2 separate regions of the Homo sapiens genome follow, and region 1 is linked to region 2. The links are chromatin contacts, found by Hi-C or POLR2A ChIA-PET in ENCODE. All regions are on one chromosome and are shown on one strand. Each heading gives the region's core, a stretch centred on a gene start or an enhancer-like site at or near the end of the contact. The rest is flanking DNA. Distances are from core to core; before and after follow the strand shown. Region 1 holds the start of TRMT11 (tRNA methyltransferase 11). Region 2 holds the start of FAM184A (family with sequence similarity 184 member A).

Evidence for each region. A loop is a pair of places that touch in the nucleus more often than their neighbours do. ChIA-PET counts read pairs that join two places held with the same protein, here RNA polymerase II (POLR2A).
Region 1: a loop to region 2 is called in a map of CD8-positive, alpha-beta T cell, with 8 times the contacts of the local background. The contact joins the promoter of TRMT11 here to the promoter of FAM184A in region 2. A Hi-C loop is called at or near these places in 1 of 168 maps with a recorded cell type or tissue (CD8-positive, alpha-beta T cell). POLR2A ChIA-PET finds 5 or more read pairs at or near these places in 1 of 52 experiments (T-cell).

What each region holds. Positions count from the first base shown.
Region 1 is chr6:125,983,299-125,988,421 of GRCh38, reverse strand. It overlaps TRMT11 (tRNA methyltransferase 11), which reads right to left and starts at 1,882. Exons shown (of 13, transcript NM_001031712.3): 1 at 1,800-1,882. The coding sequence starts at 1,871. RefSeq lists enhancers at 999-1,828, 1,362-1,851, 1,829-2,659.
Region 2 is chr6:119,075,094-119,080,057 of GRCh38, reverse strand. FAM184A (family with sequence similarity 184 member A) reads left to right here and starts at 1,394. Exons shown (of 18, transcript NM_024581.6): 1 at 1,394-1,917. The coding sequence starts at 1,759. RefSeq lists a silencer at 1,201-1,520.

The sequences.
Region 1 (5,123 bases), core at 633-3,132, 6.9 Mb before region 2:
CTCCATGGGGAGAATCCTCCTTTCACCCTAGGTCCTCTTCAAACTGTTAACCAATTTCTTACTTTCCCTTATGCTCTAGCTAAGGACACTCAGTCTATCCTATCTCCCCTTCCTCACTTTCCAGTGATTACTAAACCAAGCCACCTGGCTTCTCCTACTAAAACTCAACATATTCGCTTTAGCAAAAATCACCAATTAATTATCTTCTAATTGAGACTATCAATGACACTTTTTCATTCTTTTCTCACTAAAAAGCAACTGCATTCGACATTTATCCATTTGTCCCTGCTTCCTAAAACTTTACCCTTCTGATTTCTGCGGTCTCACATCCTTCTGGCACTTGCCCATCTTCTTCATGGCCTCCTCCGACTTTCCCTTAATATCAATGCTTCCAAGCATCTATACTTGGCCCGCTACTCTTTTGACCTTATCCTTTGAGTAATTTCTTCCCCGCTCCTAGTTTTCATATGAAGAAGACTCCCAAATATTTATCACTAGTCCAGATCACTCTGCCATACTCTATGCATATTCATATATCCACCGCCTCTTGGTCATCTCAGGTTGATGTTACACAACCACATCAAATTCAGTGTAAACAAAATTTAAATCTTACATCTGCCTATGTTCTCTATTTTAAATGGAGACACTCCTACCTATATACACCCCAGGAGTCATACCTGACTGGTGCCCCTTTCCCACATATTCAATCAATCCAGCCTTAATGACTGTATGGCCTAAATATTTTCCCAGTCTATCCCATCCTCTTACTCCTTGCCCTAGGTCAGACCTTCTTAATCTATTAACAAGACTATTCCCACAGACTCCTAGTCTCTGGCTCAAGTCTTATTCTTTTCAAATCCATCCTCCATAGTGTTGTCAAACTGATTTAATTTTGTGGTCACTTTTTTACTTAAGGCTTTTCAATAAATCCCCCTTCCAAGCTCCAGGGTACTCAAGGTTTTCATTTTCTGGCCTCGATCTACTTCCCTTGCTCTCTTCTTACCACTCTGCCACATAACTAGTGATCCAGTAATAATGAACACCTTGTAATTCTAATTTACTGATTTATCTCCTTGGCCCTCTAACTCCTATTCATCCTTTATTTCAAGTGTCATCTCCTCTGGAAGCCCTCTTAAAGGCCAACATCCCCAACCCCTCAGGTAGATTAGATTTCCCTTCCACGTGCTCTCATATTTCCATGTGCATCTATCACTGCACTTACCGACGCTCTTTTGTCATTCTACGCCTATGTGTCTGCTCAGCCCTTACTCTAAACAGTAAGCTCCTAGAGGGCAGAGATTGCTTACATCATCGTTACATGCCCAGCGTACCGATCTTCGACTACATGCATTCTGAAAACGTTTCTTGAATAAATAAAACACTCTTCTCAACTTCTCCATCATCTAATCCCCACCACCATCCCCTCCACTGAGCTTGATCCGCAGATTCCAATACTTCAAACACCAGCCTGAGCATTTGTTAGCTGTCTCTATTCTCCGCTAGACGAAGAGCTCCGGGAGTGAGATGACCGGTCATATTCACCTGCCTAACTCCGGTACTTGATACACGGGCAAAAGAATGAAAAGTTTAAGCAGGCCGAGGGGTTTGGTCTCGGACTTCTCTCACACACACCCTCCGCCAAGCTCACCCCGCCCGAGGACTGGGGACGCGTGACCCGCGCAGACCAGCGAAGACCCCCGAATCCCAGCTTCCTCGGGCTATGCAGATCACCTCCACCCACTCCACTCCACTCCAGCGTCCTCTTCCGTCGGAAGTTCCGGAGGGCGCTACGGACTCACCGGCAGGCGGAACTCCAGATGCTCCTGCGCCATGAGGAGCAGATACCTGTTAAGGGTACACGACAGCGCCATTGCAGCTGCCCACCGTGCGCCTGCGCGGCCCGCGCTAGGTCCCTCTTTCTCCCTCCCAAAGCCCAGTCTCCACAGAGACAGAGCCTGAAGGGCCGGAAGCGGAAGCTCTGCGAGGCAGGCGCTATCCCGACGTTTCTCGCGCTCCGAGTCCGAAACTCCGGCCGCTGTGGGAGGGGCTTCCTCACCTGTGAATGCCTGGTGGTTAGGGGTCTCCCAGCGCTGGTAGCTGGTGAGCGGGGACGCGTGGCTTTCAGGAGCAGCCTGTGATAATAAGACAGTATATTTCCAAGTTATCGTTCCACTTGGAGTGTGCTTCCAGCTTTCTCTACAGCCCTTCAAAACCTGTTCTTCAAAATTGGACTGAAATTTCACCATTTCCTTGGAAATTTCACCATTTCCTTGTAGGTTTGTCTAACCAGCACAGCTTTGGGAACTGATTTAGTTGGGCCAGTCATTTAACAGTATATTTTTCGTATTTATGTAACAACTTTTCGAGAGCACATGCCTTATAACCCAATTATAATAAACTCTTGAGGTCTGATATAATCTTTTATGGTTCACTCTATTCTTAACAAAAACCAAAAGAATATCTTCCTCAAAGTAGGCAATAATTATTAGGTTGTGTTATTTGTTAGACTCAGGACTAAATCCACAGCCAGCCATAAATTAAAACTTGGAGAAAGCTCACACTGGCACAGATTTCATAGCAGATAGTTTATGAAATATATTTTAATTGCATATTCTATGTATATATGTGACTTTTTTTTTTTAAGACAATCTTGCTCTGTCACCCAGGTGAGTGCAGTGGCGCAATCATAGCTCACTGTAACCTTGAACTCCTGGTCTCAGGGGATACTCCTACCCTAGTCTCCCAAAGTGCTAGAATTACGGGCTCAAGCCCTCCCTCTGGGCTATTTCTGCTTTTGAGAGTACCGAGCCCTTTGCCCTATTAAAAATTATTTATTTTGCATTTCTCTGTGGTATTGTACAAGGTGCAAAAGAGTATGTATCTGGCATATCCCCAGCGGCATGTGCCAGAAACGTAGTTGATGCGCAGTGGTAGTGATTAAGAACATAGGCTGTGGTGTCAATATTAGATTCAAACCTCACTTCCACCATTTACCATGTATATGCTCTTAACCTCTCCGAGCTTGAGTTTTCTTTTAAAAATGGAAAAACACACTGCCTCCTGCAAAGGATTGTTACAAGGATTAAGTGGAATAATGTTCATAAAGTGTTGAATATAACATCTGGCATATTGAATGGGGCCAATAAGTGGCACTTGACATTTTTCTTAAGAAAATCACATGAGAATTTTTGTTAGCAAGAGATCTGTTTTTGTTAGGAATATGTCTCAAGTTCACTTGTGCTAAGTGACTCTGAGAAGCATAGCTGTCTCTTGACCCCAAAACTTCAGAAAAGGGGGTAAAAGTACTTTGAGACAAGAAAAGTTGTTTACTATTTGAGAAGAGAGGCCAAGGTTGGGACAGAAAACCAATGAGATGTTGGGGAAATGATGTGCAGTACTTGATATGCCCCATCCCCAGAACTTGTCAAATCTTCAGCAAAATTAATATGGAATTTTGATGGGGCAACTTTATAGAGAATATCAAAGAATTGCTGATTTTCATGCCTGGATTAATATGATGCTATATAGAGACAAATGAGACTACAAGGCCTGGAGAACCCAAATGGAATCAGGTGTCACTGATTTTTCACCCAGCTCCTTTGTGCTACAGTTCAGGACTAAATCTATACTAAATCTCCACCTCAGAAACCAGCAGGAGAGTATTTACATCATGAATCTAAATTGTTGGATACCTGGTCTGGAGAAGTAGAGATTAACCTTGCACAGGCCACTAGAGTTAGTGTGGAACTACTGTGACATCAGTGAAACTGCCTTTGAGGGACTCACAGCCAGACCTGTTCAAAGTTCTTGAGCTTACAAGAGTGGTTAAGAAGCAGCAGGAGAATAAGGACTTTGGAATTTGGTGATCAAACTGCATCCAGAGACTTGCTTTTTTTTTTTTTTTTTTTTTTTTTGTACTGTAAGGAGCAAGGAGGTTCATAGTCTGGCTTCTGGGAACTGATCCAAAGTTCCATCCATGTTCCATCTTCTAGGGCAGACCTCTTAGAACCTGTCTCCTTCTGTGAGACAGCTGTTGTGCAAACGTTAAAGCCTCTGGTATAGGCCGCCTGTTACTAAAAAATCAGAGGACATTCCTGGGAAGTAAGGATCAGAAATTGGAAAGGGGAATTTTGAGTTTTGGTTTTAATATGCCACTTAAGTATTGAGGCTAGTAGGACACACTCAGAGAAATGAATAGAAAGTTAACAGGTCCCAGCAGCAGAGGTCACATGTAATATCAAAACTGCCCATGCATCTATCTCAGGCTGAACATCTAACACTTGAAAAGGGTCTAGGTATCACAGAGAACCATAGGGATTTGTACACCAATAAGAGGGAGAAAAGTTATCTTCATATGTATTAAGACTATGATTTTTGCAATTAGTAAAAAGAGGCTTCTGAATAGTTTTGAGAATAAAATTTTATTGGAATAAGTTATATAAGAATTGCACAAACTTTACTGCAGCAGAGCATTACTGAGGTTTGAATTTCTTGATGTCCCAGAGGGGTCTCCCCTCTTGTCAATCTTAATGAAAATAATTTAGGAAAAGAGAGAAATAATACTGCCTACTCTAAGGAAACAAGCCTGTATGAGTTGGAATTCTGAGGCACCAATTCAGACTTAAGCAGCTGGAGTTGATTTAAGTATGACTCAGCTACTTGAGGTCAAATTTCCAACAAGATCCCCAGAAGCAGAGAAATGTAGATCCCATCCTCTTTTCTAAAGACTCCCCAAAACAAACTTGAAGCCCTAGTTACAAACGATGCCCTCTAATTTGCTACCTGGAAAGCAGGTTCTATGCATAGAAAAATATGTGCAGGGAAACAGGCTGGAGACCCAGTAAGTCTTTGAATGGGATGCCATTTATTACTTCCCTTGGCAGAACTTGTGAACCAGAGGTAACAAAGATTACAGTACATTTGCCTCATTTGAGCCACGTCTTTTGTCCTCCTTTCCTTCCTTAAATCAGAAGCAATCATGATTTCTAAACAAAGAAAAGCTTCTGGCAAGTCATTTAAAGTAGGTATGCCTGTCATCTTCTACACGCTTGTTAAATCACACAGATTCTTGTTTAACCACAACTCCCAGTAATCCTCATCTCTTGCTCCTATTTGCTTCCCAT
Region 2 (4,964 bases), core at 145-2,644:
CTAGAATTTGATGAAATAGCACTAGTTTCTAATTCTCTTTAATTTTATTTGATCATTAGTGCTTAAGGAGCAACATTTGTAGGATATTTGTTTCTGGCCATATGCTCCATTCAGAACCTCGGAACTAGACAACATTTTTCCTGGAAGGTCTATTTAAGGGGGACTGAGTACCTAGCATCTGGGAAAAGAGCCAATTTCAAGTTTCCTTTCAGGAATTCCAACAGATCTTAAAGTATTTCAGGGTCCGATTAAACCTTCACCTTGTTTAGATGTTGTCACATCCAGACAATCTTTGTTAAATTCGGCTCTCTAGTTTGTTAATATTCTCAGATTTATATTTTGGCTACTTGCATGCTAAAAAGAAATCACATGGAGTTGGGGAATTTGGTTCTGCAAAACTGCGTGGAGATACGATTTTTAAAAAAACAGGTACAATTCTACGTTTTTAAAGTATTATCCATGCCCTAAAATGACTCACATGCTTCAATGCAGGATACAAAAACTTTTTTAAAAAATCATTTGACTTGCAGGGGTAGAGATGTTAAGAGAAAATCAGTAGGGAATAACACATTTATGAAGGCGAAAATGCACAAGTTATGACACATTTTGGCCCAGCTCCAAATCCTTAAAGCACTGATGTCTTGTTCCATCTTCTGTTTTTTTTACCATTACTTTCACTCCGATCCTATTCTTACTTATTTCCAGCCAAGTAGTTTCATATCTATTTGTCTTGGGCTCCACCGCGGGAAAGTAGCTATGCGGTGCTCCACCAGCTGACTGAAAAGGAGCGTTCCCTCCACACATACACTCAGCACTGAACTGGGGGCAGTGGCCGGGCACTCGGGGTGGGAGGGGGCGGCTAAGACAGTGTCACGGTCACTTGTGTGCCATTGGAAGGAAGGTCAGGGCAGGGAATCCTCGCTACTTCACTACTCATGTCTCTGGATTGGGCTTGCCTCTCTTCTTGGGGAAGAGCCACTTCTTGGGGCCCTGCACACACGAGGACGCATGTGGAAAGGGTCTGTAAATCGACACCCGTTCTGCTAACCGAAGGTGATTACAGCACCGTCTTCTTGGGGATACTTTTTTTTTTTACGTCAGGCCTCACGCTCGCTGCACGGGGATCGCCGCCAGGGCTGGGCTGCTGGATCCCCGCCACACGGGGGAAGCACTGGCGGCACGATCCCGGATCGACCTCGCGAGGCGCCCGCACTGGCCGCGGGGCTGCGGGACTGGCGGCGGCGGCGGCGGCTGCGCGGGGCTGGGCGGGGCTTGGCTGCGGGGAAATGACGTCGCCGTCCCCGCGCGCGCCCTGGTAACGGCGGCTCCCGCGTCCTCCTCCATGTCCCCGCCTATCCCCGCCGCAGCCCGCCCCGTCTCCTCCTCCCTCCGCAGCCTCGCCGAGTCCTCGGTGCGGGCTGCGAGCGGGACCCGCGGAGCTGCGCTGTCCTCGACGCCTCCGCCAGGCGCGGGCCGAGGAGCCTCCAAGAGCTGGCCCGGCCCCCGGCCGCCGCCGCCCAACCCCGGGCATCTGCCCCGCGCCGTTGTCCCCGCGGCTTCGGGCCGGCGGGACCGCCCCGTCCCTTCCAGGGGTGACCCGGGGGTCGCGGGTGGGACGGCGCCTGCGGCCGAGTCTGGGGGGCGCCGGGTGTCGGGTCGGGAAGCGGCCGCCGCGACTCTTGCCTCCCGGGCGTCGTTGCTCCACGGGCCTGCCTCCACCCGCGGGGACAGGTGCCCCGGCTGGGGTCTGTTGGGAAGATGGCGACCCCGGGCATGAGCTGGCAGCAGCACTATTACGGCGGCTCGGCGGCCAAATTCGCGCCCTCGCCGGCCACCGCACAGCTGGCTGGGCACAGCATGGACTACAGCCAGGAGATGCACCTGAAAATGAGCAAGAAAATCGCCCAGCTCACCAAGGTAAGGGGGGCAGCGACGGGGCAGGTGGCGACCCCGTGCGGGCCGCGCCGGACTCACCTGTCTCCCCGGGAGGCAGTGCGCCCTGCGCCCGCAGCGAGGGGAACTCTACTCCTCCGCCGAAGCAACAGCCGGAGACACCTCCAAAACCCTGCAAACTTTGGTGGAACGCTGGCAACATGAATTTAAGCTAGACAGCACAGCGGCACGGTGCGCGTAAGGGACTTGCACCTCCTTGCCCTTTGGGGCTAAACCAGCACAGAACAAATTAGGATTTAGTTCCTTTATTTCACAATACTAAATCACTTTACTGTTGCTTCCATGCATCTGCCAGGGCTCCACGAGGCATCACACTACAGTACCATTTGAAGTACAGTACCGTATTTACCTAATATGACTCGGAATTAAACAGTATCTTACTGGTTACTCAGTTAAGGGAAGAATCAACTTTCAGAGGAATGTAGGAGGGTAAAACATACCTTGAGTGCCAATTTGGGGCATTTAATGAGTCATTCCTTATCCTGACAAAATGTCAAACAAGGCTTATTAGATGAATCTCACACTGTGCCTGCATCTAGTTCAATGTTTGTCTGTCGAAGGATAATTTTCAAAGAGCAGTTAGCTTTCACATTCGGCCACGTGTAGTTTAGGACTGTACCTAAATTAGTGAACTTTTTTTCTAATTTAATGTTGATAATGAGAAGGAATTGGTATCTGTGAAGCAAGAGCAATTCATATCTGTTATATTGCTCTGCTTAGAACTCACCAGCAATCTAGCAATACCTATCGGTAAGAAGTGATTTGTGGTGTCTGAAAGTTAAGAAAGATGATATACCTTAATGTGTTTAAGCTGTCTCCTAACAGCTTGTTAGGAGAGTTGGTATGCTGAAGAGAGATGGGCATCGTGGGGGTTACTGCTAGATAGCCTCTGAGTCTGACTCAACTGTAAAGTTCTCACATAATCCCATTGCTGGTTGGCACTTTTGAGAGAGTGAAGTAAGACATGAGATTCGGAAGAGAGGAAAGGAGGAAATAGGAGTGAAAAAAGGTTGAAAAGAGAATAAAAAGATTTTAGTGAAGAAATGTGATTGAGGATAGAAAAGATAACATAAAAGGACTACAAAATGAGAGCACAAATGGAAGAGCAAAAGAAAAGTTACAGGTACATAACAGTAAAACTCAACCAACGTCTTGTGAAGTTTTCTTTTTTGTCTTTTGTTTGATCTCAGCACTGTCTCAGAAATTGTTAGGTGTGCGGTGTTTTGTTTCCTTTTTTGTCAGAGTATTGCATTCAGAGAAAGGAAAATCTAAGAAGGAATGATAGTAGTGTATCATCAGAACATTTACACATTTGGAGTCTAAAAGCCAGGCTTCCTGCAGTAGTGTTTGATCTTCCGAATATTGATGTCCTGAATGAAGCACGTGAATATTTATTCTGATTTTCTCTTATGATGTGTCCATAACATCCACTGTTCTCATTTTAGATGTAACCCTCTAGAGCCCTACTGTAAGTAATAGGAAAACTCAGTAAACTGGTAGTGGGACTGTGTTCTGTTTAACAAATGCTGTTGCTCTTCAGTACATTTTTTTTCTTTCTACTTAACACTTTTTCAGTTTCCTGTTCTTTTATCAGAAAAAAATAAGTCAGCACCACTGGTAAACGTAGGTGTATTGATCGGAAGCTGGTGTTTTCTCCCATGACATTACCCACCTCATATCTAATGAGACAAGAGGGTGCTCTCAGGCCAGTGCTCTCAACACCGCTTGAATGCCTCATCTGATCTTTACTGAGTGTTACGTGGACTCTCTGGTTTTGTGTTTGTAGTTACAGTCTCTAAACACTCTCCACCCCCTCTGCTAAGTACTTAAGATATTTAATCCTTCATACTAGGTTTCTCAGTGTCACGCTATTGACATTTTGGACTGGATAATTCCTTGTTGATTGTGGGATATCCTGTGCATTATAGGATGTTTGGCAGCATCCCTGGCACTACTCAGTGGGTACTACTAGTAGCTGCCCTCACCCCCCACCCCCAGTCATGACAATAAACATGCCTCCAGGTATTACCAAAATTTCCCAGGAGCGGGCAGGGTAGTTGAAACAGAATCATTCCAATTAAGAACCATTGACATATACTGAAATATCAAGGGATTATCCTGCTTTTATTTACTAAGATGAGGCCTGAGAATGAAACAGTTTGATAATAGGACTCTGTTGGAGCCAACATCTTTCTGTTTCTACAAACATATAAGACTTGCTTTCTTTATACACCATTTTGAAAGTTGTCAAATTTTATAGTCATATACACTTATTGTAAATACTATACCATAAGCATGACATCATGAGTGTATATAAACATAGAGAGAGAGGGACTGTTATGAACTTTACTACTGCCTGCCATATAGAATTTTTACTCATGAAGAGTTTATTCATATTAGCAGAGGTGTGTTCCAACTATGGTTGGAACTTGACAATGGCTAATATTTCATAATTGTACACTGTAAATGTAACAATTAAAATTGGATTTTATTTCTTTTGGAAAGAAGTCAGTAGAACTCAACTCTTCAGCATTATAGCAGCAGCACACTTAAGAGCAGTGTGGGAACCTGACACACTGAGTTAAAATTCTCACTCCACCACTTACTACTATTGTGACCTTGAGCAAGCCATGAAACACTGAGCCTCAGTTTCCTCATCTTTAAAATAGGGATGATAGTACCTATTTTACAGAGTTGTAGCGGCACATAGTAGGCTCTTCATTCAGGCTGTCACTCACTGAAAAGACATATACCAATATGAGTATTAATAAAATATGGATATTTTAAAAATGCTTCTCTCCTTTTAAACCATTCTGCATTTAACAGCGTTGTGTGATAGTGTACTTATTTTGAGGGTTTTCTGCTAAACTCTTTAAAAATGTATATATAGTAGTTTTTTTTCTCCTTCGAATATCAAAGTTTAAAGGTTTCACATTTATTCTGCATTGTGGTAGAATGTTCTGAAAATACATTGTGCATGTTTCAAAGGTTTGGCTGGCTATGAAAGGATA